Linked DNA regions of Mus musculus: region 2 is linked to region 1. The links are chromatin loops, found by intact Hi-C in ENCODE. Cell type or tissue: gastrocnemius. All regions are shown on one strand. Links, peaks and the distances in the headings refer to the core of each region. The heading gives the core; the rest is flanking DNA. Region 1 holds the start of Atat1 (alpha tubulin acetyltransferase 1). Region 2 holds the start of Gtf2h4 (general transcription factor II H, polypeptide 4).

Region 1 (14,866 bases), core at 1-4,000:
CCGAAAGCCAATCTACCTATATCATGCAATGTCACCCTTCCTATTCCTATTGTTTTGGGTCCAATCATAACTCTATTTTTCCCACATCTATTCCATAAGGAAATTATGTTTGTTTTACCCTCAGATGCCACCGTTTCCTACCTCTACTGCTGCCCCTGGGTCTGTCCCTGACTCCCTTTCATCAGGAATTTCTGCTTTCCTATCCGTCTTCTGAACTTCCACCCTGGCTCCCTCTATGGCTTGTTTGTTTGGCACAGCAAGCAAAGTGAAGGAGACAGGTGACCTGTGTGGCCCTACCCGTGTGCTCCCTTCCTTTGGCTTTAGCTCTCACCTACTACTTTCCTTCGGTCACACTGCTGTGGGCATATTCTCACTGCACAGCCTTTTATACTGGCCATCACTCCTCTGGGACACTGTGCCTCCACACACTTCCTTCATGCTCTCGCACAAATGAGCTATCCTCTCAGTTGAGAGCTCTGTTGAGAGCTCTGCCAATATCTGACTCGCTCGCACCTGTAAGCCCCTCCCTCACCAGCACTGGTTTCATTTTCTCAGAACACTTATCAACAGTAAAGCATGCCTTTTGGTTTTTTGTTTGTTTGTTTGAGACAGGGCCTCTCCAGGGGGTCCTAGAAGCCCCAGAAAACAATATTTAGACCGGGCTGGCCATGAACTCACAGAGCTCTGCCTTCCCAGTGCTGGAGTCAAAGGCATGCACCACCCTTGCCTGGCCCTAGAATAAGTTGTTTGTCTGGTTCCACATTTGGATTCTTTTGTTTGGTTGTGTAAAGTATTCCTAGTGCCCACAACAGTGTCAGATACACAATAAACAGTTGTTGAACGCATTAGTAATGTGTTTCTAAACTCACAGAATCACTGTCCCATGATAAACCAAGCTTCCTGAGGCCTGGAATGTCTATTATTCTGGATCTTCCATAAATGATGACTAATGTAATGGACTTGTGGGAGAACAAGGTAGAAACAAGCTGTTGTGTTTGGGGATAAAATAAGGTCTAGTAAACAGCCAATGTCCAGGTGTGGTGATGAACTCTGGAGGTAGAGGCAGGGTGACCTTTGTGGTGCTTGCCTTTAGTCCCAGCACTCTGAGCAAAGGCAGGCGGATCTCTCAAGAGTCTGAAGCTAGCTGATCTATATAGTGAGTTTCAGGATAGCTAGAGCTCCAGAGGGAGACTGTGCCTCAAAAAGCCTGCAAGCAAGCAAGCAAGCAAGCAAACAAGCAAGCAAAGCTCCCCAAAAGACAGGATGAATGCTTCTAGAATATGTAATGAGTAAGGAGAAAAAAGATTTAGTTGCAAAAATAAATCACACTGGACATCATGACTTAATCCTAGCTCTTGGCAAGCTGAGGCAGGAGGATCATCCATTTGAGGAGAGTGAGGTTTGGTGTGTATATAGCAAGCGTCTTTCAAACACAGAACAGCTGGGCATCAAGGCATACCTGTGACCCCATTACTCAGGAGGTAGAGAAGGAGTGTCACTGTGAGTTCAAGGCCAGCCTGAGATATTTAGTGAGATCCAGTTTTAAAAACCCACAATGCAGGCTGGAGAGATGGCTCAGTGGCTAAGAGCACTGTTTTTCCAGAGGTCCCGAGTTCAATTCCCAGCAACCACATGGTGACTCATTAGCTATCTATATGATGTGATTTGATGCCCTCTTCTGGCATGCAGGTGTACATGCAGATAGAGTACTCATATATAAAATAAATCTTTAAAAAAAAAAAACCCAAAACCAAAAACCAAAACAACAACAAAACCCACGGTGGAGCCCTGGAGATGGGTGCATATAAACAAAACTAGAGGGACTCAGAGGGTTTTATATATGCATTTAGCCTATCTATATACCTGTGCACATGTACATGCAACAATAATGAGAGACAATAGTGGGAGAGGGGGACACGGGAGGGGCTGGAGGGGGAGAAAGAGGGATAGGAGTGCTGTCAATACAGAGCTCAGGCATAAAGTCCTCATAAAAAGTATAGCTGAGGTGGTGGAGCATCCCTTCAATCCTAGCACTCTGGAGCGAGAAATAGATGGATCTGTGTGTTCAAGGCCAACCTGGTATACAAGGTGAGTACGGCACAGCCAGGGTGACCCACTGAGACCTTATTTGAAAAAACAAAAATAGGGACTGGAGAGGTGGCTCAGAAGCTTAGAGCGCTTGGTTGCTCTTGAGGACTAAGATTCAAATCCCCCAGCCCCCACATGGTGGCTCATAAACATCTGTAACTCCAGTTCCCACGTTCTGACACCCCCTTCTAACTTGTGTGTACAGGCATGAACATGGTGCATGTATATACATGTGAGCAAAGCATTCAAACACACGAAAATGAGGTAAGTCTAAAACAACATGGAAACAACCCGAGGTAGAACTTAGCCAGGCGTCTCCAGGGTTGGTGCAGAGCCTCTAACCTGTGGGACTGTGGTCTCCAGGTTGTAGTGCTTATTCAGGAACTTGAGCAGCTTCGGCGATGGTCGGTCAATGGCCAGTTGGTGGGGCTCCACTCGCTCTTTCTGCAGGAAAACGGAAAACTTGGGGGCAGGGGTTGTAGGAGGAGCATGCTAGCAGGATACTGGGAGCCTGGTAAGGGAATACAGAGAAAAGGGGACCAACTGTGGGCCATGGAGCAGGGCCTCCTAGAGCTTCGGGGTGAAGAGCCTTTTAGATCTATTCTGACTAATCGGTAAAGGTTGTTGGGTACCTGTAACATATGCTGAAAAAGTTCTCGCCCGTGGCCATGCCGTTGCACCGACTCGTGGATGTAAAAGTCCAGAATGCAAAGGGGTTCTACCTCATTGTGAGCCTCCCGGTCATCCTAAGAGGTCAAGAACACATACTCATTAGGAGCCATGCATCTTCTTCATTGTCTCCCACCCCGCCCCCATTTCTTCTCTGACACCAGTGCTTACAAATGGCTAGTTTGCAGTGACACTCACCAGTACAAAGAGCTTCTTGTATCCAACTTTGAGGAAACCAATAATGGCTCCTTTCCCTGCCCTGTGGGATGGGGGAAATAATGAACCAGGCAGGAGCAACTGTCTGGGAGAGATTGTAAAAGGGAGGTAAGAAGAGTTTGATTCACAGGGAATAATGACAGTAAGACTCACGGTCGGGCTGAGGTGTCCTTCAGTATGTAAATAACGTGCCGGTTGCTTTGCATCCTCAAAGCGCTGGTGATGGGTGCAGGGAGGTGCTGCGCCTGCAGAGATGAAGATCTACTTTGTTTGGCTCCTTATCTGCCACCCATCTCCCTTTCCTCCTCCTAGAGGCGCCCCGTACCTTGGCAGAAGCCTTGCCCAGCTCATCTACAATAGTCATGATTTGCTGCTGCAGATCCACACTACAGAGAGAGGGGCCCGGTCAGACACTCGCTAGGTTACAGCATCGTGTAAGTCATTCCTGGCAGCCTGCTTGGCTCCCACCCAGGCTCCTCCACAGGGTCTCTGACTTTGCTTGGAACTCTTCCTCACCTCCCACCTCACCTCACCCCTCCAGATCCCAAGCTTTGGTTTCACAGCTCCCGTGTTAAGGTTACTGTGACGCGGTAGGAAGGGCGGGTCAACTATAGCCTCTTGTTGAGGCCACATTAGGCCAGATGGTGAAAGGTTACAGATGTAGGTCTATTAACCCGGCTAGATCCAGGGTCAAAGGTCACCAAAACACAAGTAAGACCGCAGGAGAAATGGCCAGTAGTCAGTGAGAAGGGGGCGTGGTTCCTGGATCAGGTTTGGAGAGGAACCGGGACAGAAGGGCCATGGGTCGGGTTTGAAATGTCACCGGGCCGGCGTTGTGGTTCCGGGTCGGCGGGCCGGAGGCCGCAGGTGCTGGTCCAGCACGGTGATCCGCTCCGGGAACAGCGCATCCACATCGAACGGGAACTCCATGGCCCATTGTGCGGGACCAGACACGCCCCACACAACGTCACTTCCGCTAAGAGGGCCGGTAAGTCTTTATCTCTAGGACCCGCCCCGAGGGCTCGCCCCGCCCCCACCATGGTTTCACAGTGCCTGGGAAACCCCATTTTTCTCTAGCAACAGTTCTCCTTTTGTAGGTCTGTGCCCCTGAGATGCCAGGGCAACCAAGTATCCTGCCCTCCCAGTGAACAGCTGAGGGAACCTTCAGAAGAACCAGTCTCACACCCCTTGGAGTTGCGGGTAGACCACACTCCCACCCCACCTCATAGACTTCACACCCACGTTTTGAACAGACAGCCCAAAGGGAGTCAAGAACGGGTGAAGAGACACAGCTTTATTGTATAAAAGCTGAGCCAGGAGGTTTAAATCAGGGACACACCATCAAGGGCATACACAAGAGTCTCCAGTTTATATGTAAGTCCTCACCAGTTACCCATAAACATCTAGTCCCCCTCAACGTCAAATGTGCTTTGTTCTCTTCATGCCAGCCAGTTCCCTATAGGGTCTGCCACTGTCACAAAACAGAACCCTTTGCAGGACACAGGATACCACGTAGCCCTAGACAGTACTCCCTTGGTCTGACTTCCCCAGGTCACAAGTTCTAAGCACTCTGGGAGCCTGGCTGCTCAATGGAGGATTCTGCTGGTGGTGTAGTGGGCATCTCTGGCATCGACTCAGGTGGCGGGCCACTTTCTTCTAGGAGATTTCCTTGATAGAGTCGGCGAAGGCGAGACAGCTCTCTCTCTGGTGGCTGTTGCCAGCTGTACCATGGGTACCAAGGTTCACCTGACAACAGTGTGGGGGCTGGTGGAGTCACACTGACAGCTCCATGCACAGTACCAAAGTCAGCATCCCGGGGCTCAACCTGGGGGACGTAGTAACTGAGAAGACCTACGGGGTTAAAGGAAATAATGGTGGATGAGGAAGGGCAGGTCAGACTCAAGACAAGAAAAAGGCACTACAAGTCGAGGGACCAGTCATAACCACCAAGCACATTCCAGCAGCGCATACACAGCACACCCTGCCAAGGAGACAGAGAACAGGCAGGGCACTGCATGGGCTCTCCCTCCTCACTCATCCGTGCAAAGGTGCTGTATAAGCCAGGTCAGAACCAAGAAACACAAGACTGTCAAGATTCAGGAGACAGAGTAGTCTGAAGAAGGAATGTTCCTTCCTTGTGTTTCCTGAAAGATCATCTCAATATGTACTCTTAGTAGCCTGGAACCTACAGCTGTTACTTCCGAGTCCAGCAACTCACCCAACGTGGAAAAACTAGGAGTCTGCTGAGTACTTTCTCATAGACATGGGAGCACGTAAGCACCTCAGAAACCCTTGCCCCTTGCTCTCACTTACCACACTCCCTGGCTTTCTGGATGGCCTGGGTCAGCTTCTTGTGCTGCTTCATACAGACCCCTACGGAGAGAAACGTCAACCTGGACAGCGTCCCACACAGCAGCAAGTCTTCTACACAGAGACAGCTGACCATTTAATGCCCCAGGGCCCTGACCTGTATCTGCCTGGATGTCCAGCCACTACAGAGATGTCATGGAATGACAGAGCCTACAGATGGGCCAGAAGATGACTCAATGACAAATGTGGTTAAGGCTGACTTGGAAAATCCACAGAAAAAGATCTTATAAGAAGTGATTTCAAATTAGGGAATGTGACAGAGTAGCAATTATTCCCAGCTCCACTCTGTAGGCTGACAACAAAAAAACTCTGACAAAAGGGACATATCGCCGGGCATGGTGGCACACGCCTTTAATCCCAGCACTCAGGAGGCAGAGGCAGGCGGATTTCTGAGTTCGAGGCCAGCCTGGTCTACAGAGTGAGTTCCAGGACAGCCAGGGCTGTACAGAGAAACCCTGTCACACACACATACACACAAATTTATAGACTGATAGGTGGAAAACTTTACAAGGAAGCAAGCTGTTCACCTTTAAAAAAAAAAAAAAAGGTTGAGCCGGAGTCTATGTAGCCCTGGCTGTCTTGGAACTCACTATGTAGACCAGGCTGACCCCAAACTCACAGTTTAAGGCACGCTTTACCTTTTAAAGTACATTTAGACAGCCCTCACTCCTACAGGGAGGCTCTAAAACTTTAGTCTTTTGTCTACATTTAACTGTTTTATCGTAATGATGGTTCTCATTAAACAAAAACTTCTGTGTGCTATTATTTATAGGAGCTATCAAAGGAATGTCTACCTCCCAACCCCATAATAAGGAGCTCCACGGAAAAACTATAGAAGTCATAACAGGAGGGCCAAGCTAACCTGTGTATGGGGCGTGAAAGATGATACCCGTGTGTGCACAGACAAACTGTTCCAAGAGCTTCACATTCTGCAGGAGAGAGATAAACAAATGTGTGAGGGACTGGTCAAGACCTCTGTAGGCTAAGTGTGTCCCCCTTACACCAACACAGCCCTTTGTGGTAGCACAACCCATCAGAACTTGATGAAAAAGGAACACAGAAGAATGGAGGTTAGGGCCAGCCTTGGCTACATCTTGTTAGGTGTAATCCCAACACACAGGAGGCAGAAGACTATCTTTGAGATCAAGGCCAGCAAGTGCTACCCCCACCCTCCCGGAAAAAGAAAAGCCCAGCAAAGCAAAGACGAAGAGCTAGGGAGTGGTGGCGCACAGCAGTGCGAGGGAGGCAGAGGCAAGTGGGTCTGTGCTTTTGAGTGGAGTGAATTCCAGCACAGCAAGGGCTTTACAGAGAGACCTTGTCTCAAAAGACAAAGAGCCAAAAAAGCCCCCCAAAAAACAAAACAAAACCCTCACAGGGGCTCCTTCCTGCTCTCTGTCTCGCTCACCAATTCATTTCATGCACACATCCTATAATCTGCCAGTTTTGGAGAAGCCATGCTCCTAATGGTCCACCTTTGAGCAAAAATTAGGGATGGCCATCAAGGTCCAGAAATTACCCCAAAATGATGACTATGTAGTAAGTAATGCACTGGGCTGCTGAAGGTTATGGTAAGATACAGTGTGTAACTAAGAGCAACTTAAAAGTTCTAACTGCATCAAACAACCAGACAGACCAGTGCTAGGAGGTGAGGAGTGAAGAAAGCAGACACATCGGTGGAGTTACAGAACTGGCTGTTACGTCTTCACTCGCCCGCCGCGGATCCCAGTCACTGCAACCTGCTCCGTACACACACTGGAAAGGCACTGCGGTCCCCTCTAGGATGTGCTTCAAGGGTGAGCACCCTCCTCAACACTCTGGCATGCCGTATGCCCTGCTTCCTTGATGCACAACCACAGCTTTGGCTCCTCGAGCATCTTTATAATCTTTAGCATTCACTTAGAAGCAAGCCTCATCATTTGGAAGGCTTTTCTGGGGATAGAGGGGTGTGTGTGTGTGGGGGGAGAGAATCTACTGTACTTTTAGCTCCCTTCTTATCTCTGTCCCCTAGCCCCAGGTCCCAGCATCTCAATGGACTCTGGGAGGACAAGGAAATACAGACAACTAAGCAAGGCAGTAGACACCTGGGCCCTCAGAACTCAGGCTGCTGAGACTGTACAGTGAGCTGAGGAGAGCTTGGGATACATAAACAGACCCTGTCTCATAAGAGTAAAATGGAGGAAAGTGTCTGCCCACCCACACAAGACAATATATTTGCTGGTGATTTAACAGATAAATAGGGTCTCTTTCCTTGAACTTTCCCTGTCTTTGGAAGTTTTTCCTTAATAAATTTATTCTTTAAGAAAAAATATATAACCCCCCCCCACACACACACCTAGGTGTGGTCTCAGTTCAGCTGCATAACAAGTCTGAAGCTACCCACTTAGACTGACTCCTACCTTCTCAATTAATCTATGCGCATCATCCCAGTAGAAAGGAGCTTTCTCTTCCTTTCTGTAATACATAGTATAGGTTTATGACAAGGCCTGGAACGTGGAATTCACACTTCTGCTTCCGCCTGCCAGTGTGGGGTTACAGATCTATGTCATCCAAGTCTACTCTAAAATCTGTATCTTCTTTGTTTTTCATGATGAGTTAGTTTCTCTGTGGAGCCCTGGCTATCCTGGAACTTGTTCTGCACACCAGGCAGGGCTTAAACTCAGAAATCTGCCTCACTCCTGCTGGGATTAAAGGTGTGTGCGACCAAATCCAGCTCAAAAGAGGGGTGTTTTCAAAATGGCAACCACTGAAAAATAGGACTGTACAGGTTCAGGGATATGAAGACTGTGAGACACCTCTGACAATCTCGAGCGCCGCGAGGAGGCTACAAATTCTAATTCTGGATAAAAGACTCTCCTTACCCTAAAGTCAACATGCAACTTGTGATCCCGGCAGATTGGGCAAGGATTCCCAGCAACTTTATTGTTACGCTGTAGGGGAGGGAAAAAAGGAAAGAATTTATGATACCTTCTAGGAGGCCTCTTCCCACTCTATTAAGATGAGAACCTTAGAAACTCACAATACATGTCTTTCGGGTCCGCTGTGGTGGCACACCACCTTTGTGGTTGCGGCGGTAGTCAGCCCAAACAGGGCGAGAGCCATAGCGGTTGTGGTATTCTGAAATCAAGACCAGATGAGTTTACTTATGCATGCGAGAGTGGAAGGGGTCTTCTCTAGACACTTCGGGCTGCATCTTCCCCTCCTTTCCCCTAGCCTCAGGCACCTTCTGAATCCAGGTACTTCCAAGGCTCGCTCTCATATGGGGAAACGGGAAGCGAGGATGGAGCATCTTCTTCAGGAGGGCCTCTGGTGCAAAGAGTCTGGAGGGGAACCTAAAAAGGGAGTAAGAGGCTGCAACTATTTGGTTTATCATACACTGGGGACAGAGTTTGGAACGTGTGCACAAAATGTCAGTATAACTCATCAAGAAAATAGCATTTCTGCTATGAAAGTAGCATTTCTGTTGATGCTAAACTGACAACCACTCTACCTAGGGCCCCAAGCTGACCCTGCAGGATAAGCCAACAAGGTAAAAGATGTTAGTGGGATGTGACAATTTAAAAACCTTGGCATACAAATATCTGCGTTTGATGAGCACTGGTTGGTTATGGTGTGAAAAAAATGCCAAACTTTTGGAAATAAGATTGATAATGGCTGTCAAGATGGCTCAGCGGGTAAGAGCAATCCCAGCAACCACAAGGTGGCTCACAACCACCCATGAGCTCTGACAACCCCTTCTGGTGTGTCTGAAGACAACTACGGTGTACTTATGTATAATAATAAATAAATCTCTTAATAAAAAAAAAAAAAAAGAAAAGAAAGCTGGGCGTGGTGGCGCACACCTTTAGTCCCAGCACTCCGCAGAGAGGCAGAGGCAGGAGGATTTCTGAATTCAAGGCCAGCCTGGTCTACAAAGTGAGTTCCAGGACAGTCAGGGCTATACAGAGAAACCCCGTCTCAAAATACCAAAAATAAATAAATAAAAAGAAAACACAAAGATTAATAATGGAGAGCTGGGCATGATTCATACAGATGAGAAAACCCCAAAGTCGCTGCGCTGATCAGTTTCTTAAAATGCTGCAGGTCAACATTCCACAGAGCAAAACAAATTTGCGTCCTAACGCTAGCTTTAAAGCCACCAAGCCTGTTATTACTTCGGTGGTAACCTCTGTCACTACTCTGTAGTCCCATTTTAGGGAGTGGCGTCGAGACAAGCCTTCCTATTCCTCCCTGCCCTGCGGAGAACCTCCAGGGTGGTGAGTACCTGAGGCTAAAGGGCAATCTCAATCCAGAGAGCAGAATGATCTCAAGCATGCTCTGATGGGGAAATGACGTGTGACGAGGTGGAGTAGGACTAGTGTACTTGCTTTTAATTCCATAATCTGGGAGGGAGAGGTAGAAAGCTCAGAAAGTACCTATGAGACCAACCTGGGCTGTCTCCCGAACACCGGGGAAAATCCTTAAAATAGGGTCCTTTGCTAAAAAAAAAACAACAACAACAAAAAAAAACCAAACACGTCCTGGGTGCCACTTCAGGCACCAACGACCTGGTTACAAACTGCCCATTTCCACAGGGGCAACCCCACCATTTAGTTCTTTTGCCTAATGGTAGTCGGGAGACGACGATGATAACCCGTAACCCTGGCTCTGACCCGAACGCTCGGTAGTTAGAAATCGCGCGCCGTAGGGGACGGAGGCTGGTGCAGGGCTGACACGTAGACATGTGGGAAAACCCATGCCCCTTGACTCCTCCTAATGGAAGGAAGATCGAAAGTATAGACACCACGGGGAGGTAGAGAAAACCCCTCCAACGTTTTACCTGAGCTACATAGGAACTTCGTAAGAGTGTAGGAACCAGCTTTAGAAGCGTGTGCCGCAAGGGGGCAGCCATCTTGACGCACACCGGACGTACGGCCTGCCGGAAGAGCGACTGCGCATGCTCGGGACACGCACTAGGGTGGGCCAAGGACACGCCCCGCAATGCGGAAGGCGGCTGCTCACATGTCTAAGGGCGGAAGCGTCAAGGGGCGGGGTCCACAGACGCGAATTTAAACTGCGTCACAATCGAACCAGCCTTCAAAATTGCATTTCTCCCGGACCAGTCACGATGAATCCTAGATTCCATGGTTAGTGTCTAACATGAAAGCAGATTTGATTGCGATTTTAACCAGGGTGCTCCCAGTGCGCATGCGTCGGGCCGTTTCGGCCAACCGAGGGCGACCCCGGGTCGCCGGAGCGGAAGTGGTGGAGGCAGAGGAAAGGGAGGTGCCGGACGCGGCGATCACGCGCTGGCGTAGAGGTGATAGCAAGGAGACGGAAGAGGGGAACCGAGGGAAGGGGGCTTCGGGAAGGTGGAGGAGGGACGTCCAATCCGCGGGCGACCCGGCTCGCACGCTGGCCAATCAGAGTTCGCCTCGCGCACAATGTGTCCCGGCGAGGGCGGTTCTCCATCACGTTAGGGTGCGTTGGGCGGTGGCCGGGTATAAAAGACTCCGCCCGAGCGGGCGGCCGCCATTCTGGGGTTCGTTTAGAGGTAAGTTTGGGTGCTCCGTCGCTTTGGAGGGTAACGTTTTGCCGAGAGCGGGCCGGGGGAACGGGGTGGTTTCGGATTTAATGGGCAGCCACGTTTTTCCCTAATGCGGCTGCGTCCTGCGACAACTTTGAAACGTTTAAAGGCGACCCGTACTGATTACACCTTCCTCCTTTTGTGTTCCTTTTACCCCAGGTTGAATTTTCTCGGAGAAAGACAGGCCGGCCATCAGGAAAACAAACAAGCCTCAGCAACATCTAAACCCTTGAAAGGATCCTGAGAGGGGGGAAAGGGAAATCAGCCACCAGCCCAACCACTCGTGTCTTCTGCCCCTCCCCACCTATCTTGCCCACCCCACCAGCCCACGCTGCTTGGGACTTGAGATCTGTGGCCGAAGGACCGTCACCACATAACTTCAAAAATAATCAACCACCTTCCCTGCCCAAACCTACCCAATCTCACTCATCCAGCATTTCCGTTTTGGAATCCACTCAGACTTTTTTTTTCAACGACCCCCTCTCCCTAAATGGAGTTGGGCGGGGGGGAAATGAAAACTGAGTTGGTCTTTACTTTTTTTAAAAGAGACTTTTTGATCCAATGAGGCCCCACAAGTAACTGAGTTTGGGTCCTGGTTGGTTGCTTTATTTTTTTTCCTCCAAAATTTTACCCCTCCCCCCTGAGCCCGAGGTGCTGACGTCGCAAAAAAATTGGATAGTAAGTGTCGAATTTTCAAAAACCAGCCTTGAACAAGAAATCAACGTTTCCCGTTGTGAAACCAAAAATAATGAGAGGAAGAAATGAGACCATAGAACAAATGTAGAGTACTGGAGAGAAGGACCAATCGGGTCTCTTAAATCTCCATTAAAGGTCCTGTGGGTCTAAACAGTCTTTGTTCTCTCTCCCCTACCACCTGCCTCTTCCCTGCTGTGGAGCAGGCAAGGGAGAGGGTGAAGGGAGGGCCAGCCAGTGAGGATTTTGACGGTTAACCCTTGATAATCCAGCAGATTTCCAGACTGCCAGAGCATAAGCCTTTGCGATAATAAGGAGGAATGGTTACCTTCCTCTGGTTAGCAGTCTTCAAAAGGGTTAATGAGCTCACATACAAAAGATGGTGGATCTTGTGGCCCAGAAGTCCCACTTCTTTGTGTGTGAGACAAGCAGAACGCCTTTCAATTTGCCAGATTAATAAGCAATCTGTACATAAAGATTGCAGGGTAAGGAGATGGGCAGAGAAATATTAGCTGGCTATGTCTTTAAAGTGACTGTTAAATCCTCTCTATTTTAATGTAATTTGCTTGGGATATATTGTGTGGTTAAAATAGGTGGCAATCTAGGAATAAAGATTGCAAGACACTTAAATTTAGGGCAAAAATCATAGTAACAAGTACATACAATAACATTTGGGGAGGTAAAGAATGTCTTGTGATTGTTTCAGCTTGCATAGGTTATTTAAAGGCAAAAGTGATTAACATTTTAACTTGATACTTTTTTAGTGGGTGGTGGATACAGCTAAGAGGGTGGAAAGGTTGGGAAATGTGGAACTCAGGAGTATAATTTTAAAAGCCATTAGTGCATTTGAATGCTATCTTTCTAGAAGATTGTGTCGTTAAAAGATTTTTTTTTTCCTCCCTGCTTCAAATATGGCGACTTTTCCTTGCTTGTCCTTTTGTCTTGCAAGCGGCGTTGCAGGTTGTGTCTTGACCCATTTTTCTCCTGTCCTCCCCCCTCGGTCCTATTTGTTGAGGGGTCCAAGTCCTACCACTTGGCTTTTGTAGGGAGGATTGGGATGGTCGGCGGTAGTAAGTTGAATTTTAGTTGCAAATTCAGATTCTTATCCCGCAGAAAATTGTATATTAATTGATTTTATTTTCAGTAATAGGCTCTTAAACTGATTTAAGATAGGTCAAGTTGAGGGTGGTGGTCAGAGGGATGGCTTCTGTTTGTTTTTTGTTTTTGTTTTTTTAACTTAGTGCCTTACAGTGTTAAGTAAAGCTACCGGCAGATCTGCCCGGCCTTTTAAATTTTGAATCTTCTCCATAACAAAATGGCGTCCCTCTCCTTTGTTTTTCTCCTTTGCCAGTCAGCTTAGGGCTTCCCTAGACGCTTGGTCAAGGGGGTGGAGCCACCGTGAAAGGTGATGTAATCAGCTTGCTTCCTCTGAAGACTCCGCCCCCAAGCAGCTGTCTTCTCTCCCTTTGCAGATTGCTGTTGGGGAGAATACGTTTTGGGTTTTTTTTTTTTTTTTTTTTTTTCTTGTTTCTTTTATCTTATATGATAAATCTTCCAGGGATAAAAGCTTAATGAGCACTAGGGATGGAGGCTGTCCAGGTCCTTGTGTATGTAGCTCTAGGTTTTGTGTTAAAAGTCAGCCCATTGCCTTGGTTTCACCTTCCACTCATCACAACTGCTTGGACCTATTCCGTGCTTCAGTGGACAGGGGTGGAAAAAAGCTCAACCCCGACTGCTTTAGAGAGACTTGGGCAAGACGCAGGGCCTGAGGGAACTGCAGTGTGCCATGCTGTTCAGGAAGGGTCCTTACACTACCTGGGTATTGGTTGCTTTGTAACAGTCTGGGGAAAGGGTGGGTACTGGTAGGACTTTCTTGTAAACCATCCTTATTCTCACCTCTCAGTTTGGGGATAAACTCTTTGTGCTCAGTGCCATCACCTGCAGTTGCTTAGTTCCTGTATGTTGGCACTAGGATGAGAAGTGAATCTTTAGGAAAGGAGGCTGCAGTTTAAACTCGAGGCAGGGGGAGTCAAGCTACGGTTTCTGGTAAGCAAAACATTTCTGGTATTACATTTCACAACCTTTCTTTTTCCCAAAGAGCCACCTTTTCGAATTTCTTTTTTCCTTCCTTCCTAAAAAGAAATTCTGTTAAAGCATCGAGGAAAGGAATGTCCTCTTTTCCTCCCTGCTGAGTGCTGGGGCTGCCGTGCATGTTGCGAGCCACGCCCTCCAGGGCAGTATTGGGTGTCTGGTTCTTTATCTCTTTCCCCAGCTTTTTCAAAGTCAAGTCTTTGACAGTTTCTTCATATACTTTTCATTTTTTATTTTAAGTCCTGGGTGGAGTTTCTAGACAGAGTTTATAAGCCTTTTGTCCTGCTGTCCTACCGTGACTTGGGTACAGCAGGGCTCATTTTCTGCTGGGTGTGGATTCTCATTATTGCTTGGACTTCTGATTGAATGGGAGGGCCTCTTCCACATGTCTATTTACCACACGTCTTTTTTATCTTTTAAGCAGTTTGCCAGGTGCCTCTGCAGTGCACCTACCTTGGGATCTGAATAGTCCACCACTGGGTCCTGATGTCTAGTGAGCAGGGATTAGTAAAAAGGCCTTAGGTGGGAGGTGAAAAATGCAAGGCTCTCTATTTCTAGGGAACCTTGGAGAACCTGAGTCTTACAGTGGCCAGAATTCTAGGGCCAGGGTGGTGGATGTAATTTTGTGTCTTTATTGAAAGCCAAATACTTTAAGAAGTTTAAAAGATTTTCAAAATAAAGGTGAGGGAAGCACAGGGCCTCACCATGCAAGGTGACCCACTTGAGACAGTCCACTCACTGTCATAACAGGAAGCTCTTGAGACACTGAGGGAAGACAGCCCAGGGCAGAACAAAGAAGAGCTGGCGCTTCTTTTCCCTCTTGTTAGAAGACTTTTTTAAAAAGTAGCCTGGCTTGCATGGACCTTGTTTTCTGAACAGCTTCAGGATGCAGTTGTGGTAGATGTTTAGTGACTAGCCAGGATTGATGGTTTCCCACCATTTTAAACCAAGTAACCCTCAACTCAAATTCACTTTGAAGTTGGATAGGAATTTAGGATCTTTAGTAAGAAGTGTAGAACATTCCCCAGCACTTAGAAGGTGGAGGTACGTCCATCACAGGAGATGTTCCCTTGTCTCCGTTTGTCTGTGCCCTTCATGGAGATTAGCAGCTGGCTAACATAAAAAAAGAAAAAGAAAAAGAAAACATGACCTGAGTTCTTTATGGTTACAGCAAGT
Region 2 (15,949 bases), core at 4,482-8,481, 230 kb before region 1:
GCCGCGTAGATTTTTTTCCATAATTTTATTAAACAAGAAATATCCCGGTGTGTAAACAAAATACATCTGAGTTGGAAAGCTGCCCGCCCGGGGCTGGACCTGGCCGGCTCAGGAGCTGTGCTTCTGCCGCTTCCAGAAGCGCTTGACGTCGCTGTGCCCTGCCGGCGTCACCACCATCAGCCGCTTGGCCGAGTTCTCGAACACAAGCACGCCCAGCTCCCGCGCGTGGGCCAGCAGCAGTTCAAAGTCCACTTGCGACAGGAACTGGTTATACAGGACGCCTGGGGTCGGGTGGGACAGGCAGGAGGTGAGGGGCTGCAGTGGTCTCTGCCCCTCCAAGCAGCATGCAGGCAGGGGCTGCAGGCCACAGTTCTTAGGACTAATTCTCTACGGATAGTCGACTGTTCAACTTTAACACCTGTGGCATCCAGACACTCGAAAAGACAGCAGAATCCACAAGAAAAGCCACGCAAACCCACCTAAAGAGAAGACTGAATTACCCTGCCTCTTATCCCCTCACCTAGCTTAATTCAAACTGCACTGATTTGGGACATATTTCCTGCTACTAATATACCAAAATAAAAGATCAGTCTTCCTCTCCTTCCCTTTTGAGAAACAAATACGAAATGCACAAAACTTTTGCGTGAAATTGCTGGCCTTACCTCTTTAGCCAATGATTGAGATTAGGTCAGCGGAAGCCACTCACCTTCAGTGAACCGGAGTCTGTCCCTTTCCAGCTCCCACAGCCGAATCTGGTCTGTTATGGTGGGGGGCAGCACAGGATTCTGCAGGACAAGGGTGAGGCTATAGGACCTGGCTTCTCATCCATCCTCTCGCGGCTAGGTGCCCAGGCTGCCAGCCCCCCTGAGTCTTGGTACCCAGTCATACCTGTTTGAGCATCACTGGATGTGCCCTTGTCCTTAGGAAATGGATTATCTAGGAAAACACAAGAATGTAGAAAATCGGGCTGGCGAGATGGCTCAGTGGGTAAGAGCACTGACAGCTCTTCAGAAGATCCCGAGTTCAAATCCCAGCAACCACATGGTGGTTCACAACCACTGTAATGAGATCTGACGCTCTCTTCTGGTGCGTACTTATGTATAATAAAACTTTAAAAAAGAAGAATGTAGAAAGTCATCTGAGCTAATGTCACTGAAACAGCATCTCTGTTCTCCTAGCCACAAGCCTGACAAGACCCAGGCCTGTTCTACTGTTACTTTCAGGTGCACCTCCTGCGAGTCCCTCTATGATGCATCTGTTCTCTCCATAGTCTTGCCTTGTTTTTCTTTCTTTAAGATGGCAGTAGCAACCATATCTCAGCAGGCTCTAAGCTAAGCATCTTAACATCTAGTCTTCCAGCACCCCTGGACTGCTGTTTACTGGGAGCAGAGTAAGGCTCGCAAAGACAAGGCAGCCGTGAACTGTGGAGTGAGACAGATTCAGAGCTAGACCGTCTCACTCCATGACCTTCCAGGTTACCCCGGTGACTCGCCACCTCCCCTGACAGACCTGAGGCTGTGACAGGAATACCTTGGCCCCCAGGATGAGCACAGCCCCTCTCCCGACCTCTACTCCAAGTAGGGATACCTGCTGAGCTGTGATGCCACTAGCAATGGCCTGCTGCACACTCTCCCGGGTCACTTGTGCCACCACCATGTTGGGGAATCGATAGAGCATTTCGGAGAAAAGGGCAATGAGAGCGATCTGCAGTTCCGACTCTGCCCCAGGGATAGAGGAGGAGGAGTGAGGAGGCTGCCCAGCCCTGCCTTCCTCCAGCCCCACCCTCAAGTGTAGGAATAAATACTAGGGAGCTACATAAACCACCCAGGAAACACGGTCCTAACTGGATTTTTTCCTGTGTCCTTCCCCTCTGCATTCCCTACCCACTCACCCCCACACAGACCCACCGGTATAGGCGTACAGTCGGTAATTAGTTTCCACGACAATGAAGCCTGGCTGGTGCACAGTGCCCCCAGCCCCAGAGACACCAGATGAGAGGTTGATGGCCAGGCGTGTGGGGTAGTAACGCCGGGACTTCCTCTGGAAGAACACAGGGCAAGATGGGGTCCTCTTTCTGGTAACCACCCTCCTGTGAAACCTCCTCCCTCAAATGACCCAAGTACTCAGTCCTAGCTACTAGTACTAGTACCCAAGTACTAGTCCTAGTCTTGCAGCTGCACCCCAGCACCCGACTCTCCTAGAGGCCAGGTGGCTGGGTGTACATACCTTCCTCTGGAAAACAAGCCCGAACTCACGCAGGTGTTGCAGGAAGTTCAACAAAGAGTCACTCATCCCCTCCACAGAGTAGTCCTGGGGAAGAGATGGCCAGCTGGGGGCTATGACACGTCCACCGGTCACTACCCAGCCTATGTGCCCTCCTTGCTTTGCCTTCTCGGGGGGTTCTGTGGTCACTGCCGTTTTCCTCCATAACCTCTCCTCACCTCCCTGCCCTCCAGCCCCCTACTGACCTTGCCAAGAGTGGAGAAGCTGAGCTGGAAAAGGAAGGAGAGAATCTCCACCAGATCCATGCCCCGGCTCTGGGAAGGAAGCGGCAGAGCGGCAGGAGGTGAGACAGGAAGAGGGAGTGAGGGAGTTACTCAGCGGGACAGGAGCACGCCATCCGTCCGAGGCCCTGGCTCTTACCTGGGCTGTCTGCAGATACTGCAGCATGAAGTACCAGAGCTGGGCAGGCGTGTCCAGTAGCAGGAACTGGAAGCCAGCGGAAGTGATGCAGGGTGGCTCTCCAGGTTCAGTGCTAGACACAGAGCGGGCTGATGGTGGCAGCTTGCAAAGGCTGCACTGAGTCCATCTTACACACACTTAGGCCCCTCCTCTCAGCCAGCTCTCTCCAGTTCCTCCTAACCCCAGACACCCATTTTATATGAGACCCAAGGAGATGGCCGAGCGGAGAGCTGCCGTGCTCTGCCCTCCTTACCTTTTCATAAGCCCGGCCTGGCTGAGGAGCTGAGCCAGGTCTTGGCTGACAGCTGCACTGGGGGAGCCCACCATGAAGTGCAAGACCACCTAGAGACGAAAAGGGTCAGGAGCCTGGGGTCTCGAGGGTTACAGGGAACCGGAGCACAGTGGAGGCCGGTTCCTCGGCTCCCAGGGGGAACGGGCGCACAGCAGAGGCACACTCCTCACCTCCCAGCGCTCCTCAGCATACTTGTCCAGTGAGGGGACGTCCCGGGCATGCTTGTCTGGTCCCAGCTGACTTGTGTCATCAGACCAGGCCTTGCCCCTGTGGCCAGGATACACAGGAGTAAGGAACCCTGTCTGCTTCCTGCATCCCTAGGTCTTTACCCTCATCCCAAGGGCTACAAGAAAAGGACATTTTCTGCACCCTACATCCACACCTGGTCCAATGTATTCTTGAAGGAGCATTCCAAGGGGTGGGGGTGGGGATGGGGAGAGGCTCTGGGGAGGCCTCTCAGGAGATTCTCCCCCACCAGTGTAATAAGCAGTTCCCCTTGCCTAGCTCAGGAAGGGAGGGAAATGACGTACCCACCCAGAAGGGCAATTCGGAGGTTCTGGCGGAAGACGGGGTTCAAGATGAGGCCTTGGAGTCCACCAGGGAGCAGCTGGGTATGCCAGATACGGAGGCCACTCAGCAGCCCCGTACTTTCCTCCTGAGCCCTGGACAGAAGCAGAGTTGAGTGGGGTATCACCAATAGCAAGGAGACCTCCAGGGAGCTTCATCTATCTCCTCTGAACGGGAGGCCCTTGGAACAGTGTCGCAGGGCGAAGCTGTGTTTCTCACCTCAGATACCTGCACTGCAATGCTAAGGAGAACCTAGTTCGTTTTGATTGTTGTTGGTTTCTCTGTTTTGTTTTCTAAGTCAATTCTTTTTTTTTTTTTTTTCCTTTTCATTTGTTTTGTTTCAGGAAGGGTCCTATGAAGCCTGGGACAGCCTCAAACTTACAATACATCAAACTTACGATATAATCCTTGAATCTCTGGTTCCCTATCTCTACCTATCAACTTGGGGTTGGGGGAGTGCGGGGGCGGCTTTTTCCCCTTTGTCTTTTTGTTTGTTTGTTTGTTTTGTTCTAGTTAGCATACAGCTAAAGAGACACAACTCTCCACAGTGGAAACCTCTGCAGGTGTATTCTGGAGGGTTTTCCTTGTGTAGGGCAGGCTCTGTTGAAAGGCCCACATCTGATTCCCCTAGCTCCTCTGTGTGTGCACCCTGCAAGTGTTCCAAACAAAAGTCCTTTGAGAAATGTGGCTGTTGGGAAGCTCGAAGCAGCTGCGCCCGCCCGGGACTCACTTGCTGAACTCCTTCTTCACCCACAGGGCCACCGCAGCCTGTGGTAGCGGCTGCTCCAGAAAGAGCATCCTCATGACCCAGTTCTTAGCCAAAGAGGGGAGCTCCCTGTAAGGTTCAGAGGCCAAATGTTATCAGAAGCCACCTCACACCTGCATCTCTGCCCTCATCTGCCTGTGGTTTAAAAAAAACAAACATCCCAACTGCTCAGAGAGGCAGAGAAAGCACCCAGCTGACCTTTTTTTCTCCAATGACATCCCAGAAAGAAAAAGCTCCCTCTCCGAGAATTCTCCACACTGTCTTAAATTCCCTTCAACTCAACGTTGCTAATTTCTGTTTACTTGGTTGCTCCATCTCTTGACCTACGGTTGACATTAGCCCTTGGCTAAAAAAAAGGTGTGTGCTTAGGGCTGAGCCACAATAACAAGGTTTTTCTGGTTCATAATCTTGGAGTTCACTATGTGATCAAATACCCTGCAACCTCTGTCTCTCAAACGTCTCATGCCATCTCCCACGTCCTTAGCAGTCCCACTGTCCCCACAACCTCTTTCTGGTTTGGACTGACACACTTTGGAGTAATGTCTAACACCCTGGTACTCACGCTGGGCTAATAAGCCTCTCCCCGTGCTAACTAATTTCAGTCTGCAGGCCCCATTACATTCTCCAAACATCCCCTTTGCTCTGAAGGCTCCTCACCTGAAGACAGCCAGACAAGTGGCAGGGTGCCCATACAATCGGTCCAGCACCCCAGGGCTCAGGCCTCCTAAGAACTCCTGGAGATTCCTGCATTGTAGGTGTGCTCGGTTCAGTCCACCCCTCGCCGGGGTGATCTCCATCACCTGAGAGGGACAAATGTCAGAACTCCCACATGACCCAGGCCTATATCACTGACTCCAGATCTATTAGGTTCACTTTCTGTACTTTCCTGTCTGATGCCACTTATCACCTATTCCTCCCAAACCCCTCGTGTCCTGCTTCTTTTCTTCATTATGCAGCTCACAATGGCCTTGAATTTGCTATGGAGCCAAGGATGGATTTGAACCCCTGATCCATCTGCCTTTACTTCCCAAGTGGCCACCAGGCTTTTCATCCCATATCTGCCCTTGAAGTTCAGCCTTTGTTCAGTCTCCAGGAGGTGGAATTAGTCTCATTTTTGTGTATGGTCCTGAGGATCAAATCCAGATCCTCACCGGTGTGGACTGAATTACTTATCGTTTCATACTTGCGAGTGTTTTGCATATCAATGACATCTCAAGTTCACCTAAGCATTGACAAAGATACTTATTTGAGCCCAGGCTTCTCTCTCTTGTCCACCCTCCTGGTCAGATCAGTCCAAATGGGTCAAATCCTTAGCTCTCATCTGGGGACACGGCTATAAACTGCCTCATGCTTACCAACCTAAATCCCTTTCTATCCCTTTCCCTCCAGCCAGCCTTACCCCTCTCACTGAGACCCACGCCTCTGAGCTCCTCACATCTCCCCGACTTTCCTTTCACTCCGCTTCTCGCTCAACTCTCTCCCTTACCCTTCTCAAACCCCCTCACCACTCGGCTCCCCCTCGCGCACCCCGGGTCACCAGCCGTCGCCTAATCAGTGCTAATGTCTCGCATTGGCTCCTGGAAATAAAGGATGAGAATTCTAAAAGGTGGGAGAACCACGAAGAACTTCACAGACAGGACCCAGTCAATAAGCAGTCCAAAGAGAAGGGAGAGCAGAGAAATGTGTCAAGAGTAAAGGGGGTTAGAATAGGCAATGCACTCGCCTGTCGCAAGGCATCTTGGGAATTGTAGTCCTCTTCTAGCCTACATTGGAGACTATGAGTCAGGCTCTGACTACAAATCCCTAAAGGCACCGCAAGAAGGCCGGCCGAGAAAAGGTGGCTTTTCATTGGGATTCCCTAGAAACATCCGAAGTCAGACCTTTTGATTCCGCGCCTCTCTCCCCTATACAGCAAGGTGAATCTCTTGTCAGATCAGGAGGAGGCAGCAAACCTGGAGGAGCTCCGGGGCCTCCTATCGGAGACGTACTAAAGCAGCTTAGTGGTGTTATGTTAGATGTAGAGACCTCAAACTGGGTTTCTTTCTTTCTTTCTTTCTTTCTTTCTTTCTTTCTTCCTTCTTCTTATTTTTTTTTTAGGTTTTTCGAGACAGGGTTTCTCTGTATAGCTCTGGCTGTCCTGGAACTCACTTTGTAGACCAGGCTAGCCTCGAACTCAGAACTCCGCCTGCCTCTGCCTCCCGAGTGCTGGGATTAAAGGCGTGCGCCACCACACCCGGCGACAAACTGGGTTTCTTGACCTCTGTTGTTCCTCACGAAACTGAGATAATGATCAGTGCAGAACATCTTCACATGACGTGGATCAACACAATTGCCCTCATTTGGAGCTCAATCAATCAAAATGTCTATGTGAAGTCAGATTCCCTGGAACTGGAATTACATACAGCAGTGAGCTGTTATGTTAGTGCTAGGAATTGAACTTGGGCCCTTTGGAAGGACAGCCATCTCTCCACCATCCTCCCACCTGCTCACTCAATCTTAATCTCTTCCAACTCCCTGGGGAGTTAGAAGATTACATTGCAATTTTTAAGAGAAAGCTATCATTTGCCCTGATTTGATTTATGAATTTATCCTAGGCAAGACAAGGGAAAGGGAAAATGACATCAACTAAGGTCATCTGTAGGGTCTCCAATTCTTATGGGGGCAAATTCTGTTATTCTTACATCACAGGCTATCAAGCTCAACAAGAATAAGAGATCTGAGCCGGGTGTGGTGGCGCACGCCTTTAATCCCAGCACTTGGGAGGCAGAGGCAGGCAGATTTCTGACTTCCAGGCCAGCCTGGTCTACAAAGTGAGTTCCAGGACAGCCAGGACTATACGGAGAAACCCTGTCTCGAAAAAAACCAAAAACAAACAAACAAACAAACAAACAAACAAAAACAGAATAAGAGATCTGCACAAGAAAGTCCCAGTACCGAGATGAGAAACACATTTACCAAGGGCAAAAATGGTAAGGCCATGTAAGGACTTGATTATGCTTTACTATGTATTTTAAGGAAAATCACTGGCTGGTGAGATGGCTCAGTGGGTAAAGGCTTTGCTATGTTGTGACCTGAAGAGAGGGGGAGAGATATCCAACTTCCATGCCCATGCCATGGCGATGTGAATCCCAGCCTTCACCGTCCTGCACTCACATACCATAATAATAAAAGTCATCTTTTAAAAATTAGAGTAGTCTGACGTTATCTTGGTTGTAATATTAGAATAAACCTTTAACCATATCCTGACCTAGGCCCTATATTGGAACACCAGCCCCTCCCCCTCACTGCCGTTACCAAGCTCTCAGCCGAGGCCGGTCAGTATCTAAAGATAAAATGGCCTTTTCTCCAGGAGGGAGAAATTGAAGGCTTGCACATAGCCCCAGAATCGGCATTTAACTTCCCATTCCTCAAACCTCCTATATAAACCCAAGTACCCCCCTCCTTTTGGCAGATGCTACTTTAACGCTGTGTCTGAAAAAAACCGTCCGGTCAGTTGAAGTCAGTCTCCATTTTCCTTTCTGCCCCCTGTCCCTTTAAGCTGCTTCAGAAATCTAACAGAAATAAAATGCCTGTAACTCCAGCTCCAGGGGGAGGGATCCAATGCCCTCTTCTGGCCTCTGTAGCACCTGGACACATCTGTGCATATACATAACTTAAAAATAATAATCTTCTTTAAGAAGAAAAGAAGCTAAAAGAACAAAAGCAACTGATTAAAGAAACAACCAGCCGGGTGTGGTGGCACACACCTTTAATCCCAGCACTCGGGAGGCAGAGGCAGGCAGATATCTGAGTTCAAGGCCAGCCTGGTCTACAAAGTGAGTTCCAGGACAGCCAGGGCTACACAGAGAAACCCTGTCTCGAAAAAACAAAAAACAAAAACAAAAAGGAAACAATCAAATCTCAGCAGGAAAGAAAAAAAAAGGCTGAATGTGGCATGTGGGCCTGCAATCCTGCCTGCAGTGGGAGATAGGCAGAGGCTGGAGATTGGGAGTGGTGGTGGAGGAGTCCTTCAATCCCAGTACTTAGGAGGCAGAGGCAAGCAGATTTCTGTAAATTCAAGGTCAGGCTGCTATCCAATATAGAGAGTTGCAGGACAGCATAAAGAGACCCTGCCTCAAAACACAAAACAAAAAAACCAGGCAGGCCATAAACCAGTTTATACAAACCATTTTAACTCGATTATCTTTGGACTCAGCAAAACCACCATTTGAACTGTATCATCTGCCAGGCAGTGGTGGCGCACGCCTTTAATCCTAGCACTTGGGAGGCAGAGGCAGGAGGATTTCTGAGTTCGAGACCAGTCTGGTCTACAGAGTGAGTTCCAGGACAGCCAGGGCTGTACAGAGAAACCCTGTCTCAAAAAACCAAAAAAAAAAAAAAAGAAAAAGAAAAAGAACTGTATCATCCAAGTGTGGGAAGCCACATGTGCCGTTGCTGAGTGGCACTGACTACTGCTGGCCACCATGCATAAGATTGGACAAACAACCAATGTGTACATATGCAGTAAAGTTTTTTGCAAAAACACTGCCTGGCCCAGGCATGATAATGAGGTTCTGTAAGGTACTGAGAGTATAACCAATCAGATGTGAGACATGCAAATGAGGTATGATAATGAGGCTCAGTGAGGTACTGAGAGAGAGTAGCCAATCAGATGAGGAACATGCAAATGAGGCTTAGTGCATAACCAATCAGGGTATGAGACACGCCTCTCCTAGGCCTATAAAAGCAGCACCAGCTCTGGGCAAAAAGTCTTTTCGCCTCTGCAATCAAGCTCTCCCAATAAACGTGTGCAGAAGGATCCTGTTGCAGCGTCGTTCTTGCTGGTCGAGTCGAGCGCGCGCAAGATCCAAGCAGAGTGTGTCAGCACATGCCTTTAATCTGAAGACTCATGAAGCAGAAGCAGGGGGATTTCTGTGAGTTCATGGCCCACCTGGTCTACAAAAGCAAGTTCCAACACAGCCACTGCTGTTTTACAGGGAAACCCTGTCTTGATATTGTATCATCCTGAAACTCTAACTCATAGAGTAAATGCAGATTTACCCATCAAAGATGTTTCCTGGGCTGGAGAGATGGCTCAGCGGTTAAGAGCACTGATTTCTCTTCCAGAGGTCCTGAGTTCAATTCTCAGCAACCACATGGTGGCTCATAACCATCTGTAATGGGGACCCAATGCCCTCTTCTGGTGTGTCTGAAGACAGTTACAGTGTACTCACATTAAATAAACAAATAAACCTTAAAAAAAAAAAAAAAGAAGAAGAAGATGTTTCCTGAAGTCAATGGGAACAGTTCACAGGTCTGTTTAATAAACAGGGGTTGGTTTTTTTGTTTGTTTGTTTGTTTTTTTTTTTTTTTTGGTTTTTCAAGACAGGGTTTCTCTGTATAGCCCTGGCTGTCCTGGAACTCACTTTGTAGACCAGGCTGGCCTCAAACTCAGAAATCCGCCTGCCTCTGCCTCCCGAGTGCTGGGATTAAAGGCCTGCGCCACCACGCCCGGCCAGAGGTTGGTTTAATAAAACACGAATCATCCTAACAATGTGGAACACTGGGCACCCCTGAGAAAGAAGGGGTGTATACTAGCCTTGAACTGCACATGACCCATCAGCAGAGAGAAAAATGCAAATTACACAGTAGCTTAAACAGCTCATAAGAAGCTTTGACATCAAACGGAAAGGTCCCCTAGTTGGCTTAGTGATAGAAGCATTGGCTATCCAGGTGTGAGGATCAGGGTTTGGCTCTCCAGCACGCACATAAAGTGTTGGGTGGGGATAATCACTCCCCTGTAGGGGAAACTATGCATATCAGAATGACTGGGAGACCCTGCCACGATGAATAAGCTGAAAGCTGTGGGGGCTTCAACTTGACTTTGCTTGGCAGGATCCAACAGAGGGAGCAGCGTTGTCTAATAGAGCGACACGGCTCAGGCTGGGATCTTGGAGACAACCGTGAAGAAACAGCCTTACGAGGCACCTGGTCATAAATCTTCCTAGCGCTGGCAGGTATCTAATAAACAGGCCACTGCCTACCAGCCTCAGTCTTTCCTGCCTGTGCTACTCATAACCTAACAGTTTTCCTCTCTCTGTAATGGGAGCGGTTTGTATGTTGTATTATTAAATAGAACAATTATAATATTTGCTACATAGCAGATTCTCAGTAAAACATTACCAATTATTTCTATAATTTTTATTATTTTTTATTTCTTGGTACGTTTGTTTGTTTGTTTGTTTGTTTGTTTGTTTGAGGTTTTTGAGACAGGGTCCCATGCTGTAGCCCAGGTCAGCCTTGAATCAGCATAGCTGAGGATGACTTTAAAAGCATGATCTTCATCCGGGCAGTGGCGGTGCACGCCTTTAATCCCAGCACTGAGCAGGCAGAGGCCAGCCTGAACTACAGAGCAAGCTCCAGGATGGCCAGTGCTACACAGAGAAACCCTGTGAAAAACCACACCAAACCAAACCAAATCTGATCTTGCTGCCTGGTCTCCTGTCCTAGGATTACAGGTGCACACCACCACACCCAGCCCTAACTTCCACTTCTTCTTTTAAATTATTATCTTTAAATTAATTTATTTTAACTTTTACTTCTTTAGTCTTTTTGCTTATTTTTTTATTTTATTTTAAATTAGTTATTTACGTATATGAGTACACTCTAGCTGTCTTCAGACACACCAGAAGAGGGCATCGGATCCCATTACAGATGGTTGTGAGCCACCATGTGGTTGCTGGGAGTTGAACTCAGGACCTCTGGAAGGGCAGTCAGTGCTCTTAACCCTGAGCCATCTCTCCAACATGTATTTTTATTTTATATATGAATATTTTGTCTGTAGGTATATATATGAACTACGTAATTGGTGCCTAAGGAAGTCAAACCACCCACCTCCCCCCAGACCTGGAGTAATGAATGGATGGTTGTGAGCTGCCACATCAGTGTTGGGAACCGAACCTGGGTCCTCTTGAAAAGCAGCCAATGTGCTCTTAACCACTGAGCAATCTCTCCAGCCCATGGCTTTTTAAATTCCATCGATACTTTTATGTTAGCCTTTTAGACATTTGATGTCTTTTTTCCCCCAATGATCTGAGCCCTGTGTTCCAAAAATTAGCCATTTTGCAGCTTATAATCCAATAGTCAAAGAAACATATTGGTTTTTTTTGTTTGTTTGTTTTTCGAGACAGAGTTTTTCTGTGTAGCCCTGGCTGTCCTGGAACTCACTTTGTAGACCAGGCTGGCCTCAAACTCAGAAATCCGCCTGCCTCTGCCTCCCAAGCGCCGGGATTAAAGGCGTGCACCACCACGCTCGGCTCAAAGAAACATATTGTAAAGACACATACCCAAAACATGTGAAATTGCACATATAACTGAGCAAAGCAGAGATTGCTGGGCTGAAGAGCATCACTGGGGTTTGGCCTGACCAGAGGAGACTGATGAAGGGCTAGCAGCAGCTAACAAAGCAGACCCCAGGGAATACTATTGCAGGGGACAAAACCATGCTACAAAGGCCATACATATGCCAGGAAGGTCTGCGGCCCTTAGAGCACTTAGAGGAAGTGCTGTGGTTGGTATACACAGGAGAATGGTACTGCATAGGACGTAGGAACCAGCCAGCCTCAGACAAGGTTTTGTTCCTAAAAGGTCAACCAGAAGTGGACTTGGTGGAACACACTTCTAATTTAAGCATTCAGGAGACTGGAGACAGGAGGAGTGAGGTCCTAACTCAAAGCAAACAACTGCTGGGCATGGTGGCCCACACCTTTAATTCCTGCATACATAAAGCAGAGTAAGGTAGATCTCTGAGTTCAGTGGCAACCTGATCTACATAGGGAGCCAGGCCAGCCTAGGCTACACAGTGAGACCTTGTCTGAAAACAAAAAAAAATAAAGATCCCAAGGAGGGAGTGAGGGGGAGACTGGGAGTATATAGCTCAGTGGTAGAGTGTTTGCTTAGCATGTACAAGGTCCTGGGTTCAATCCCCCATCATACATACATACATATAAAATAAGAAAAATGTAATACAAAATTTTACAGGTGGTGGCTAGATGGCAGCAGTTGCCACCACGTCTGAGTCTTATACCCAGGACACGCATGATGGAAAGAGACCACCAACTTCTGCAGGTTGTTCTCTAACCTCCACATGCACACACCGTGGCACGTGCACACACACTAAATGAATAAATGTAATAATTTTTAAAATAAAAAATACAGAGGACCAGGTGTGGTGTTGTGAGCCTCTAATTCCAGCACCTGGGAAGCGAAGGCAGGAGAATCACTTCCAGGTTATGCAAGATGAGATAGACAAGTCTGGGCTTTGTTAAGACCCAGTCTCAGAGCAAGGTCTCCATGGTTGCAGAACCAAAGACAAACCAGAAAGGGTCAGAACAGTCCTGGCTTACTAGCTAGGAGACTACAGTGTTGTAGTATGTGCCAGGGCAAGCGGAGATGTGGAGAAAGAATGGAGATCTGTGGGGCTGTAGGGATGGCTCAGCGGTTAAGAGCACTGGCTGCTCTTCCAGAGGTCATGAGTCCGATTCCCAGCAACCACATGGTGGATCCACAATGCCCTCTTCACATAAAATAAATAAATACATCTTAGAAAAAGAAAAAAGAGAGATCTGGCAAGCAGACCTGTGAGCTTCATGCTGGACTCTGCAGCAAGGATCCAGGATGATACAGGTGCTGCTGAGTGGATGCTGCCACCATCCTGGGAGAGGGGCAGGTTTGGACCTGCTCACACTGAACATCACAAGAACCTAGAGTTACGTCGCTCTAATGCTTAGAGCAAGTCTGGGCAGAGCTCGGGGAACTGTGGCTCCCTGCCCGGGACTCCACTGCTTATTATTCTAACGTCTGACCTCTGAACTCTAGCCCATCAATGTCGGCCTTAATCTGAAGGCAGTCTGACCTATGTAGCTTTAGCAAGGCTGCTAGATTTGTGGCCTGGCCCCTGAGAGCCCATTAATTCCATCTCAGATTGAATTTACCTTTTCCGTCCTCCTCATTATCCATTTGACTGACTTTGTGAATATCATCAACCAAAACCCCAGGGTCCTTATTTCATGGGAACGGCTACGAAGATGGAGCTGTTTCCTTCAAGCCCGCCATGGGATTGTTTTTGTCTTTTGGTTTTTTGTTTACCACCCAAAGTGAACTCTTTGAGGCCTTCACACTGGCTGCAGCTTGCTCCTACAGGCTCATTGGTGTGCCTTTCACCCAGGTGTCTCATACTTTCAAAACCTAACTCGGAGATCACCTGGGTCTCCCAGCCCTCAGAATCCTAGAATTTGGACAAGCAGAACAAGAACCCACACCTCCATTTTTAATAACTAGCACTGCCCTTTATGATGAGCCAGAACAGAATTCCCAATGGCTTCCATGGCACCTTTGACCTGCCACCAAAGGACACCACTATTCACATTCCCCGTGTAGAGCACCTGAGTGGCTCTCATGGCCCAACTGGCAACAGGTCTGGATTATGCGATGATAGACCCACACTGGACCACAGCCAGGAGGCAGGTATTACCCAAACCCCAGGAAATACACCCACAGCTGTGGAAAAACAAAAAACAAAAAACAACTCAACTTTTATTATTACCTGCCTAGGACAGGGGATTAAAATCGCCTTAAGCTAGGTCCATATATTAGTGTAAAAATCTGTGTTTCTCTCCCCCCAAAAAATGTACAAACCCCGCGTGATTATAGAAAAACCAATGTGGTAGCTACAATAGAAATCCCCACCCCCAGCCTCAAGCTATTGCTCCCTCTGTTCCCCATCCTAATATTTACTCCACAGAAACATAGAGGCTTTGCGAAGTTCTAGCTGCAGCATGGCAGGTGAGAAGGAGGGGTGTGTGACTGAGGATCAACGGCAGGGATCGCCCCCAGGTCCAGTGTGTCAGGGGGCGGAACAGAAGGAAGCCAGGGCTGAGGACCGCTGTAGGGGTTGGCCGTCCTTGTCCCCCTCACCCCTCTAATTCTCAGCTGGCGGCGTCCAGTGTGTGACAAGAAGAAAGCTGGGGGGCACCGTCACCTCCCAGGAACCAGTGTTGTCCAGTGGGCCTTGTCCAGTGTACGCCCAGCATTTGCCCCCGTTCTTCCCCAAGGGGATAGCTGGAAGAAGTCAGGCAGGATCCCAACCACAGGGCCAGCTGGGAGGGTGGCACTTGGCAGATGGAAGGAAGAAACGGAAGGGAGTGTGTGTATCTGCTCCTCGGGCAGGCCCAGCCCACCCGCAGAGACACTGCCTCTTGGGAATGGGCAAGTATGGAGACGGTGGGGTGCGGTGCCATAGGCTTCTCTGGTTTTCGAGTCCAGCTTCCCCTGGATGGCTCCCATTGGGAAAGGGCTGCCGGGTCCTGAGTTTACACCGTGTTGAGCGCATCATCCGCCAGGAACCGATGAAGCTGGGCGAAGGGCGGCCGCTGCTCGGGCTCCCGGCTCCAACACCGGAGCATCAGCTCATACAGGGTCTGTGGGCAGGCGGGTGGCCTGGACAAGTAGACCTGCGAGGGAAATGTGAATGATAGATAGGCAGGGACAGATGACCTTTAGTTCCTGTAACAGCATGCTCTGCCCACCTGGGCCACATCCCTCCCCTCGGCTCTGACCTGCCGGCCCTGGTCCCTGAAGAACTCGCCGGCATTCTCGATAACCTGCTCATCTGTAAGCTGCCCAAAGGGCTGGGACCTGCAGAGCATCAGCACCTCCCACAGGGTCACTCCGAAGGCCCAAACGTCACTGGCTGTTGTGAACTTCCCCTGGCACACAAAAAGGCAAGAAAAGCAGAGAAAAATCTCAGTGGGAGTAGATTTATCCCCTCTCCTGACTGCACCCCTTGAGTTGCTCCTCTGTTCCTGCCTCCCGCTGCCCCATACTCTGGCCCTCTCCTCCTCTTCTTCTTCCTCCCTTCCTCATGCTGGTACTGAGCCTCCATCCTAACCTAACCCCCCCAGTCCCATCCTAACTCTTACCCCTCCATCCTAGCACCCACACCCTTGGCTCCTGGACCACTTTCCCCATCCACTACTGTTCCTTCCTAGTTTCTCTCTCTCTCTCTCTCTCTCTCTCTCTGTCTCTCTCTCTCTCTCTTTCTTTCTTTTTAGATTTATTTATTATTATATCTAAGTACACTGTAGCTGTCTTCAGACACACCAGAAGAGGGCATCAGATCCCATTACAGATGGTTGTGAGCCACCACCATGTGGTTGCTGGGATTTGAACTCAGGACCCCTGGAAAAGCAGTGGGTGCTTTTTAACTGCTGAGCCATCTCTCCAGCCCTCCTTCCCAGTTTCTTGATCCAGAGGGACCCTCGACTTCCAAATAAGGAGTGTGTAGCCCCAGAAAGGCAAGAGGCTGAGGAGCAGAGCAGCAGCCTGTGTCCCCGCTCTCCCCTCCCAGCCTGCCTCTTTTGGCAGCTTACCATGAGAATGCACTCCCAAGCCATCCACCTGATGGGCAGCACCGCCCGGCCCTGGACACGGTAATAATCCCCAGCGTAGAGATTCCGGCTCATGCCAAAGTCGGCGATTTTGATGGTGAAATTTTCCCCAACCAAGCAGTTCCGGGTGGCCAGGTCCCGATGCACAAAGTTCAGCGTGGCGAGATAACGCATGCCAGAGGCGATCTGGGCCCCCACGTGTAACAGCATAGGGTA

What was found. A loop is a pair of places that touch in the nucleus more often than their neighbours do. Peaks named below come from ENCODE experiments on the same cell type or tissue, not always from the same donor. Only the 100,000 strongest peaks of a DNase experiment are listed, where the experiment ranks them.
Region 2: it touches region 1 in a loop (2.5-fold over the local background); 1 of 42 quality-filtered maps calls a loop at or near these places.

What each region holds. Positions count from the first base shown.
Region 1 is chr17:35,906,133-35,920,998 of GRCm38, forward strand. It overlaps Atat1 (alpha tubulin acetyltransferase 1), which reads right to left and starts at 3,936. Exons shown (of 13, transcript NM_001142744.1): 1 at 3,797-3,936; 2 at 3,299-3,359; 3 at 3,127-3,218; 4 at 2,956-3,016; 5 at 2,721-2,834; 6 at 2,431-2,532. The coding sequence starts at 3,903. Gm16279 (predicted gene 16279) reads left to right here and starts at 3,603. Exons shown (of 2, transcript NR_167681.1): 1 at 3,603-3,961; 2 at 4,071-4,388. It overlaps Mrps18b (mitochondrial ribosomal protein S18B), which reads right to left and starts at 10,308. Exons shown (of 7, transcript NM_025878.2): 1 at 10,160-10,308; 2 at 8,564-8,672; 3 at 8,360-8,457; 4 at 8,202-8,270; 5 at 6,206-6,272; 6 at 5,287-5,346; 7 at 4,248-4,824. The coding sequence starts at 10,231. The coding sequence ends at 4,535. Ppp1r10 (protein phosphatase 1, regulatory subunit 10) reads left to right here and starts at 11,064. Exons shown (of 19, transcript NM_001163818.1): 1 at 11,064-11,584. It also overlaps Mir1894. In gastrocnemius, for the core only: a CTCF peak has its summit at 1,686 (motif pointing left); DNase peaks (open chromatin) are centred at 3,457 and 3,954; H3K4me3 peaks cover 857 bases; H3K27ac peaks cover 783 bases.
Region 2 is chr17:35,667,722-35,683,670 of GRCm38, forward strand. It overlaps Gtf2h4 (general transcription factor II H, polypeptide 4), which reads right to left and starts at 6,022. Exons shown (of 14, transcript NM_010364.4): 1 at 5,835-6,022; 2 at 4,965-5,107; 3 at 4,272-4,376; 4 at 3,505-3,636; 5 at 3,145-3,241; 6 at 2,936-3,024; 7 at 2,644-2,755; 8 at 2,469-2,537; 9 at 2,227-2,310; 10 at 1,908-2,040; 11 at 1,588-1,718; 12 at 889-936; 13 at 707-785; 14 at 7-281. The coding sequence starts at 5,104. The coding sequence ends at 109. It overlaps Ddr1 (discoidin domain receptor family, member 1), which reads right to left. Exons shown (of 18, transcript NM_001198833.1): 16 at 15,716-15,949; 17 at 14,903-15,052; 18 at 13,846-14,797. The coding sequence ends at 14,657. In gastrocnemius, for the core only: a CTCF peak has its summit at 6,228; a DNase peak (open chromatin) is centred at 6,098; H3K4me3 peaks cover 1,629 bases; H3K27ac peaks cover 1,277 bases.